Linked DNA regions of Homo sapiens: region 1 is linked to region 2. Evidence: chromatin loops called from intact Hi-C (ENCODE). Cell type or tissue: heart right ventricle. All regions are shown on one strand. Region 1 overlaps MCC (MCC regulator of Wnt signaling pathway). Region 2 holds the start of LOC124901045 (a long non-coding RNA gene).

Region 1 (5,000 bases), 250 kb before region 2:
AGGTGTTGGCTACCAGAACAGGAGGGGACCAAATGCTTGGGTCAGATACGCAGACTAGAGGGCTGTTATTAGCCAGGAGACACAGAAAGCCCAGGAGACAGCTTCTGATATGACCCAGCTGACAGCACTTTGAAGGACCTGGCTACATTTTCTGGGTGGCAGACTGTAATAAGTAGAAGCAGGACTCTCAAATGGGATGGCCGGGTGCAGTGGCTCATGCCTGTAATCAGAGCACACTGTGAGGCCAAGGCGGTTGGATCACATGAGGTCAGGAGTTCAAGACCAGCCTGGCCAACATGGTGAAATCCCATCTCTACTAAAAATACAAAAAATTAGCCAGGTGTGGTGGCGTGTGCCTGTAGTGCCAGCTAACTTGGGAGGCTGAGGCAGGAGAATTGTTTGAACCTGGGAGACCGAGATTGCAGTGAGCCGAGATCGCACCACTGCACTCCAGCCTGGGCGACAGAGCGAGACTCTGTCTCAAAAAACAAAAACAAAACCTCTCGAACAGGTGACCTAGGAATTTAAAATACAAGAATGAACACACAAACAAGAACCGCTGAATATTTAAAGAAAGCAAACACCAAGAAAGAGTCACAAAACTCAACTATGAAAAGAATTACATGTGAAGAAACAGAATTAATACAGCAGACAAAAAAGATGAAGGAATTTAAGGGCCGGGCAGGGCACTGCATGCCTGTAATCCCAACATTTTGGGAGGCCAAGATGGGAAGATCACTTGAGCCCAGGAGTTTGAGACCAGCCTGGGCAACGTAGGGAGACCCTGTCTCAAAAAAAAAAAAAAAAAAAATTAGCCAGGTGTGGGGGCATGCACCTGTGGTCCTAGCTACTTGGGAGGCTGGGGTGGGAGGATCACTTGAGCCCAGGAGATTGAGGCTGCAGTGAGCTGTGATTGTGTCACTGCACTCCAGCCTGGGCAACAGAATGAGACCCTCTCTCAAAAAAAAAAAAAAAAAAAAAAAAATTTAAGCATTATAAAAATCCTCAAAGAGATGCATATCACTAAAAAAGAGATGACAGATTTAATCACCAAAATAACTCAACATATAGGTCAAACATCACAATGAACCTAACTAAAGAATAAATTAGTGAGCTGGAAAATTTAGCCAAAAAATCTGTCTCTCCAGAACTGCAACTATCTGATAGGGCAGCCACAACCATATGTGGCTCTTGAGAACTTGAAATGTCTGAATTTGAGATATGCTGAGGTGTAAAATACATACCAGGTTTTGAAAACTTGGTTAAAAAAAAATTTCATTAATAGTTTGAGAAAATATTGACTATATGTTAAAATAATGTAGACATATTATGTTAAATAAAATGTTATTAAAGGGAATTTCAGCTGTCTTTGTTCTTTTTAATGTGGCTACTAGAAAATTTACAAGTACATATGTGGTTCACATTACATTTCTGCTGGACAATGCTGCTGTAGCACCCGGGGAAAAAGCAGTGATGGAAAGAAGGTATGAAAAGTGGAGATACGGAAGACAGAGCTAGATGAATCAGCATCTGTTTCTCCTTGCAGGAGGAGATAAAGAACTGGGGGGCGGTGAGGGGAAAGAAACACTGAAATAATAGAGGAAAATTTCCCAGAACTAAATAAATACACAAAGCTTTTTCACACTACCAACGCTGAAGGAAAGTATTCCTGCTGAAGTTGGAAACAAGGTAAGAGTGCCTGTTTTCACCTCACTAGTTAACACTGTCCCGGAAGTTTCTAGCCAATGCAACAACATAACAGAAAAGGAAAGGAAGAGGAATTTTCCTATTCACTGATGAATCAATGACTGCCTAAGTGCTGTCTCTTAAGTGCTCTCTCTTCTCACTGTTTTGAAAGGCCTGGCACCAACAGGCCTTCTCCATTTCTGGCTTCCAAGACATGGGTAAAGTGGAACACATCAGCACCTTCTCCTTTTGGGAGCAGCAAAGAGAACTCAGAACAAAGTCTCCATGCCCAGGATAAACACCAGCTGGGGTGGGGAAAGGGTGCTTACCGACGAATGGCGTTGGTGAACTCCGCAGCCAGCTCATTCTCGCTGCACGTTGTCCTGAGTTCGGCTAGGGACAGAGCTGGGGAGGCAGCATCAGCACACTCCTGACAACAGCAAACACATTCCAGTTAGGCCTGAATCCAAGCCGGCAGCACCCTGGAAGCCTGCAGCAGAGCGCGGTAGGTGGCTCGTGCAGTGATGGCAGCAGTGTGGGCACCGGGTGGCGCCCTCAGGTCATGCCAAAGGGGAAAGCCTGGCAGCAAGCCAAAGAGGCCCCTCTGCTCCCAGACCGCTGGCTCCTTTTGCAGACTGGCCAGTGCGGTGGGGATGACACCCAGTATGCTCTGAGCAGCCGCTGATGCCAGGCACTGGTCTAAGCATGCCATATGCATTCAATCATTTAATCTCCACAAATACTCTCTGAGGCAGGAACTATCATTATCTCCATTTTACCAAGGAGGGAATGAAGGCACAGAGAAGTTATGCGGCCCAGTCACCAGCTAGGAAATGGGGGAACCAGGATTCAAACCCAAGCTGTGTGGCCACAGATCAATCTCTTGACCGCTAGGTAAAGCCTCTTGTAATCATACAAGACAAGTGAGAAATACCTGTGAATATCCTTGGTGCCCCATCCCACGTCTCCTTGGGAGAAAAGCAAACTCCTTTAGATTTAGGAGCCTTGCTGGGTTCAGTGTAATCATCAAGAAAACCCAGCAGAGGAGGAGGAAAACAGAAGTGCAGCCCACCCCATGGCTTAGCATTAGACAGGGACCTTGACATCATCTAAAGCAAATCATCCCACCCTGCAGATGAGGAAACTTAAGAGCCAGTGCTCCAAATCCTATAGTTAAGACTATTCAAAGCAGTGACCATGCCTGAGTGCTCTACATTCCATGCACAGAGAGGACAGCAGCCACACTACATAGTACCATGGCTGGGGGAAGGCATTCATCGGATGATCTCTCAACGGACATGAGTGCTACCAAGCTGCAGACCTGAGAATAAAAAGCTTGTGATCTGTTGCAGGAGATGGAATGTAAACAGATATTTTTTTGTTTGTTTTTTGAGATGGAGTTTTGCTCTCGTTGCCCAGGCTGGAGTGCAATGGCGTGATCTTGGCTCACTACAACTTCTGCCTCCTGGGTTCAAGCGATTCTCCCACCTCAGCCTCCCGAGTAGCTGGGATTACAGGCATGTGCCACCACGTCTGGCTAATTTTGTATTTTTAGTAGAGACGGGGTTTCTCCATGTTGGTCAGGCTGGTCTCAAACTCCTGACCTCAGGTAATCCACCCACCTTGGCCTCCCAAAGTGCTGGGATCACAGGCGTGAGCCACCGCACCTGGCCATAAACAGAAAATTTTATAAGATATGAGCTACAGAGAGGCACGAATTCAGTGCTGCAAGTCCAGGCATGTGGTCTCCCGAGGCAGTTCCTTGGCAGTGGCACTGCCAACACTTGAGTGCTCTTCCCTCTGCCATGCCCTCCACCTGGGCCGCCTTCCACCTCCTCTCCACCTACCTGCGCTCAGAGATCCAAGTCCCCTGTCCACCCTTGGAATCTGTTGAGATTCCCACAATACCCTCACTTTTTGTATATCCATTCCCATTTGATGTTAACATTTCGTGAGACTCCTTAAAGACAGGGACTGCTCTGTCTCATTCACGGTGCCTCTCACTGAATATACTTGGCAGTATCTGGTGCACACAGACGAGAATTTCAAAACCTAACGCAACTTGGATAAGATTTGGAATCCAGCTGTGCTAGTTGGAGGGAAGCTTTTTAAAGAAGCATAAGCACCCACCCAGTGGAGCAAGAAAAAAGGTTCAAGACTCAAATGTGGCCCGCCAGCTGCTTTTTATGACCCACAGGATAAGAATGGTTTTCCTATTTTTAAAATCATTTTAAAAAGTCAAAAGAAGAGTATTCTGTGACAGGTAGAAATTATATGAAATTTAAATGTCAGCATCCATACATAAAGTATTACTAGAGGCCAGGCACAGTGGCTCACGCCTGTAATCTCAGCACTTTGGGAGGCCAAGGCAGGTAGATCACTTGATGTCAGGAGTTTGAGACCAGCCTGACCAACATGGTGAAAACTCATCTCTACTAAAAATACAAAATTAACCAGGCATGGTGGCGCACACCTGTAGTCCCAGATAATTGGGAGGCTGAGGCAGGAGAATCACTTGAACCTGGTAGGTGGAGGCTGCTGTGAGCTGAGATCGCACCACTGCACTCCAGCCTGGGCAACAAGAGTGAAACTCCATCTCAAAAAAAAAAAAAAAAATTAAATAAAGTGCTACTAGAACACAGCCATGGCCACTGGTCTCCCTGTTGCCTCTGCTTTTGCGCTAGCATTGGACAATAGCAAAGCTGAGTGGCTGCAGCTGCACCCAAATGACCCACAAGCTCTACAACATTCACTGTGTGACCCTTCACAGAAAAGTGCTGACCCCTTCTCTAGATGCTCGCCTCATCCAGCAACAGCTAAGACCAGATGAATAGCCCAGATGGGAGATTTTATTCCAACAGTAAATGGATCTAGTATTTGAAAGGCAAGATAATCAGCTTATTTCATTACCTGAAAAACACAACATACTCTTATAAAGGTTCTTACTGTAGTGTTAAAAAAAAATCATCTGGCCTTTTCCATAGGATAAATTTTCTTACTTTTTTTTTTTGAGACAGAGTCTGACTCTGTCGCCCAGGCTGTGGTGCGGCTGCACGACCTTGGGTCACTGCAACTTCCGCCTCCCAGGTTCAAGCAGTTCTTGTGCCGCAGCCTCCCGAGTAGCTGGGATTACAGGCGCCACCACCATGCCCGGCTAATTTTTGTATTTTTAGTAGAGATGGGGTTTCACCATGTTGGTGATGCTGGTCTTGAACTCCTGACCTCAAGTGATCCACCCGCCTCGGGTTCCCAAAGTACTGGGATTATAGGTATCAGCCACCACGTCCAGCCAAATTTCCTTACTTTGAAGCCAC
Region 2 (5,000 bases):
GACAGGGAATAGAAACACCAAAGATCTAATGTGAGGAATACAAACGAATTGTATTTGAATCTATGGATACTGCTCTGTGGATATTAGAAAAATGGTAAATACTAAAGTTATTGCCCATGTTAAATTGAACTGAGATTTAGGGTCCACAAGGTATGAACCACACACTCTCTTGCCTTACAAATTATCTTTACACATATTCTAATTTAAAATATGTACAAGCCGAGGCAGGCGGATCTCTTTAGGCCAGGAGTTTGAGACCAGCCTGGCCAACATAGCGAAACCTCTTCTCTACTAAAAATATAAAAAAATTAGCTGGGCGTAGTGGCACATGCCTGTAATTCCAGCTACTCGGGAGACTGAGGTAAGAGAATCGCTTGAACCCGGGAGGCAGAGGTTGCAGTGAGCCGAGATTGCACCACTGCACTCCAGCATGGGTGACAGAGTGAGACTCTGTCTCCAAAAAATAAATAAATAAAAATTTAAAAAATTAGTGCAGAAAGTAAAAATAACTACCATTCAACCTGCAGGATAACTAACATTGATTGGAAAGAGGTACAACTAAATCATGGTACCTAAAACTGGCTCGAAAGCAAGCAAAAAATGAATGAGCAGACACCGATGAGAAGAAAAGAACATCTGGTAAAGGATATAGCTGAGGAAGGAACTTATTTCCTTAGGAACAATATTATGTCATATACTGCTCAAATAGTTTTCCAGCCAATGCAGGGACTACAAAGCACTCTCAACTCTTTCATTTGCCTACAAGCTTTATAGGGATTACTTAGGGAGTGGATACAACTAGGCAAAAAAAATGGGTAATTTTATGTGGCACCTGAGTGTCACATTCTCTGCTCACCCAATGTGCTCAAGGACGTGCCAATAGGACTAAAGTCAATTCACATCTCTTCCTTCACTCAGGGTTCTAGCCCCCCCTTCTCCTAAGTCTGCGATTCATTTAAACAAAGGTTACTGGACAGCACTCTGCTGCATAGAAACATCGTGAAGGGCCTGGCAAAGAGTCTCTGCAAAAGAAATGCCTTCAGTTTTGGGGTTTTCAATGACCTTAGAAGATCACCAAAGGCTTCTCCTGAAACAGGGTTAGTGATGGAGCAGGGCCCTGGGTTCTAGTTCAGATTTGAGACCGTTAATTATAAAATTGGCAAAAGTCACTTAAATCCTCATGCCTCCTCCCTCACCTCCCATTTTTAAGTTCTCACTCTCAGCATTTCTTGAGTCTTCTACATCACAGGGGCAACAGCCGTTAAGGATTAGCAAATGCTCTACTTCATTCAGCCAGCACCTCAAAATGCTATTTCAAACCGGAGCAGGAACAGCACAGCAGCAGCATGACACTTAAGAGCACCAGGCAGGGCCCAATAGCATTCACCAGCCCGACGGCAGACCTCCTAGGTTTCCCCCAACCCCATTTAATCCCCCCTCTTTCCCATCACCAGGTGTTCCCTCACACACACACACCCCCGCAGGGGCTCCATCCCTGCATTTTTCCCTTCACCATTGGTAGTCTGACATCACCATTATCTGCCTTCCGGCTGCTTTTACACTGTTTTCCTTTTCTTCCTCTTTCCTCTCTTCAGCCATACTCAAGAAACACGGACTACTTATGCTACTTTTGCCCCCATAAATGGCTCAGTGATGGAACCAAGAGGGAAACCCACAGACACCAAGCCTCTAGCTGTAGACACTAAGCACACAGACTTCCTCTTCTTTTCAGCACCCAGTTCTACGGGCTTCTCATCACTTTTCAGGTATTCAAAGCTTTGAGGGATGTGCCCGAAGCATCCCTAAAATCATGAAAAAAGATGGCTTTGGGCATCTTACCGCTCACACATTTGCATAGTGTTTGATGTAGCTTTAATTTCAAAGCTGGTCTCAAACACTCAAGTGGATAGGTTACAGTGGGAGCCCAGGAATTGCAAATGCGCTTGCCTCAAAGACTCAGGAGTCCAGATCCGGGCAGGAAATAAAGTTCTAAAGCGGCTTTGAAGTGCTTTCTCCCCAGACCCCTCCCCAGCGCGGGTCATTCATCTCAGCCTAGGGAAGAGACCACCTTGCCTGAACGTAGCCAAACGCATCGCACGTGGGAGCCAAGTGGGAGATGAAATAATCCAATGCGTCCCCCTCACCACCACCACCCCCACCAAATTAGTTACCGTCGGCTTAAACTCATCGGGAATGTCCGTGTATTTTACCGATCAGGGAAATAAAAGGGTGTATATAAATTAGTGGAAGCGGGTGGGAAGGAACAAGGGATGCAGACTGTCGTGAGTAAAACGCCTCGCGGCTTGGTGAGAGGTTGTTTCTTTTTTAAGCCACTCATTTCAGACTGAAATATCAAGCCAGTTCAGGTCATTTCCTGAGTAGCACTACAAGTTAAAACAAGATCCAGAAAATCTACTAATCTTCAATTGCGCTGCCTCCAGACTGGGAGCACAGGGGGATAGGGTGTAGGGCTGTGGGGAGGTCGAGGGGAGGGGGATTTGTGGAAAAGCAAACGCCCGAGAAACCCTAGCTCCCGACCTCAGCTGTTTCTTACCTCACTCAGCTCGGCCGAGGAGTCGTTTCCATATTTCATGGCAACTCCGGAATTCATGATGCACTTTTCAGAGCTGGGCTCTCAGTCCCCCAGGTCTCGGAGCTTAAGAGTTGGACTTCACAGGCTCAATATCCACTGCTTGGTCCCTTCTGCCACATTTTAGTCTAGACAGCCATTTTCACCCAGGACAGTTGCGAAGCGCAAACGGAGGATGCAGGCACTCTTAAAAAGAGCAGCCGTGGCTCGCGTTTCACGGACGAGCCATTGCTGCAGGAGGCTCGGTGGCGCGGCGCGCTCGCAGCTGCGGCAGCGGCGGAGCCCGCGCGGGGACCCTCCCGCGCGCACCCAGCGCCCCGTTCCGGGGCAGTGCCACCCTGGGCGCCGCCTCGCCACTCCTACGGTGCCTCGCCGCCCCCCATTACCAGGATGGAGGGCACTTCCCAGCACGAGCCGACACCCTAGAGGGCACCGGCGAGCTCCCGAAAAAACTAGGGCGGTGGGGCGAGGAAGATCCGCGCCTCGGATTCCAGAGAAGGAAAGAAAGCTAGAGGGAGCCGGAGCGGAGCTGCACTTCACGCCGAAGTTTCCCCTTCGAATCGTCTGGAGTTGTAAGTGGTTTCTGATTGAACACAGCTGTCTAGCTGCTGGCCACGGGGTGCGCGGAGGAGGCGGGGCTAGAGGGAGAAAAGGGTGGGGGCGAGTAGCCTGGAGGCCGAGCAGAGGAGACCGTGCTGGGAGAGCAGAGCAGGCATCCTTCCAGTTCTCTGCAATAGTAATTAAGGACCCGAGTCCAGGAGGGGGAGTAGAAACAGGAAAAGCCACCTGAATAATCGTGCAGGAAATTAAAAAAAAAAAAAGAAAAGAAAAAGAAAAAAAACTTCCCTCATAGGAGCCGCTTTCCATGATTTAATAAGGTCAAGACAAACCTAAACACTGTACATCAGACAGCACGGTGCACTTCTCACGGAACATTAAGATTTTACAAGGGTGCAGGGCAGTCATTTTCCCTAATCAGTCTAAAGTCAACGCTACGGGTGTAAATTCAATGTCAAACTCCCTCTGTCTGTCACTGGGGCAGAGTACATTTTCTGCATGTCCATAATGAAGATAGAGGCCCCATCCCTTGAAAGATGTCGATAGGCTCCCCAACCCCCATCCCTTGAAAGATGTCAGATAGGCTCCTCAACCCCCATCCCTTGAAAGATGTCAGATAGGCTCCCCAACCCCCAGACCTTCCTTAATTGAGCGGAGGTAGAGTTGTATTTATGGAGTGTGGAGTATGATTCAGAAAAGATTCAAGGGGCTGTTATACCCAGTACACCCCTGGGATCTGAGCTCCCCTTCAACTTTGAGTTCCCGAGGTAAAACATCCTGTGTCTATTGGGAGAGAGATGAGATGGGGGAAGAGGGGAACTAGGATTTTTCTCTCCACAAACTTAAAGTTCCAATGAATTTGAGATGCACAGAAAAATGTTCTGATGCTTCAAAACAGTAGGTCTGCGAGATTGCTTAAGAGACCTCATCAGTCTCTTTCTACACAATGGGGACAAAATGTCTCCATCCCCAATAACAGAACTTGGCATATCCTGAAGCCTTCTGTGAAAAAGCCATTGTATTGTCAACTTCCATGGTCTTTTTAAAAAATCATGTTTATTTTGCTCTTTAAGAAGGGGCAGAGTGCAACTATTTGCATATAACGTTTTACCCATCCCCCTTCTTGTTGAGTTCATTCATTGCCTGATGGAGGTGCTGCTGGGATTAGGAAGAGTTTGCTGCTCTTTCTAGAGCACTGGGTCCCAAGTCCTTGGGCACTGCCAAACTAGAGCACATTCTGCATGGGGAGGAGATGGGAAGCTACATTATTTAATTTATCTTTTCATTGAAATCTGTTGAAAACTGCATGTTTGAAGCTGGAAATGGTGGTATATACATAACTATGAAGAAGATTCAAGCACTGCCCCTGCCCTGAAGGTGTTTATAGACTTGTAAAACATGAACAGAAATGACAATTCTAGATAGAAAATGATACTTGCCATAAACACAGTACAAATGAGGAGCGACTGCAGTTCAGAGGAGGGAAATACGATTTTGGCTGGACAGGGTCTGGAGAGAAGATTCTGTGAAGGAATCTTAGAAGAGGCAGCATGTGAGTTGACCTGTGAAGAATGGCTGAGCCCAGCAGAGATGGGAAGTAAGGGGAAAGCGTTCCAGGCCACTGTGAGAGAAAGTATGGATGGAGACTGGAATGTGCAGAGCGGGCATGGGGATCACAGGCATTCCATTCTGGAGCATAAGCTGGGTGAGAAAGGGGGGTTGGTGTCAGACAGTGAACAGTTTTAAGTGCCATGTTAAAAAAATGGGCCTTCTCAATAGGCAATGGAGAGCCACTAAAGGTTTTTTAGCATAGAAATAATGGAGATCAGAGCTGTGCTTTTAGATATTCCAG

The links. Peaks named below come from ENCODE experiments on the same cell type or tissue, not always from the same donor. Only the 100,000 strongest peaks of a DNase experiment are listed, where the experiment ranks them.
Region 1: a loop joins it to region 2, with 2.1 times the contacts of the local background. A loop is called at or near these places in 9 of 110 quality-filtered maps.

Annotation. Positions count from the first base shown.
Region 1 is chr5:113,041,515-113,046,514 of GRCh38, forward strand. MCC (MCC regulator of Wnt signaling pathway) reads right to left here. Exons shown (of 19, transcript NM_001085377.2): 17 at 2,016-2,116. Among named protein-coding and RNA genes, the nearest start is that of DCP2, 67 kb to the left of the region's middle. RefSeq lists an enhancer at 2,192-2,730. In heart right ventricle, a CTCF peak has its summit at 2,229 (motif pointing right); a DNase peak (open chromatin) is centred at 2,117; H3K27ac peaks cover 1,338 bases.
Region 2 is chr5:113,291,775-113,296,774 of GRCh38, forward strand. All of the region lies in intron 3 of MCC (MCC regulator of Wnt signaling pathway), which reads right to left. It overlaps LOC124901045 (a long non-coding RNA gene), which reads left to right and starts at 3,086. Exons shown (of 3, transcript XR_007058904.1): 1 at 3,086-3,162. RefSeq lists a silencer at 2,863-2,922. In heart right ventricle, CTCF peaks have their summits at 3,088 and 3,646; DNase peaks (open chromatin) are centred at 2,046, 2,777 and 3,217; H3K4me3 peaks cover 3,856 bases; H3K27ac peaks cover 3,463 bases.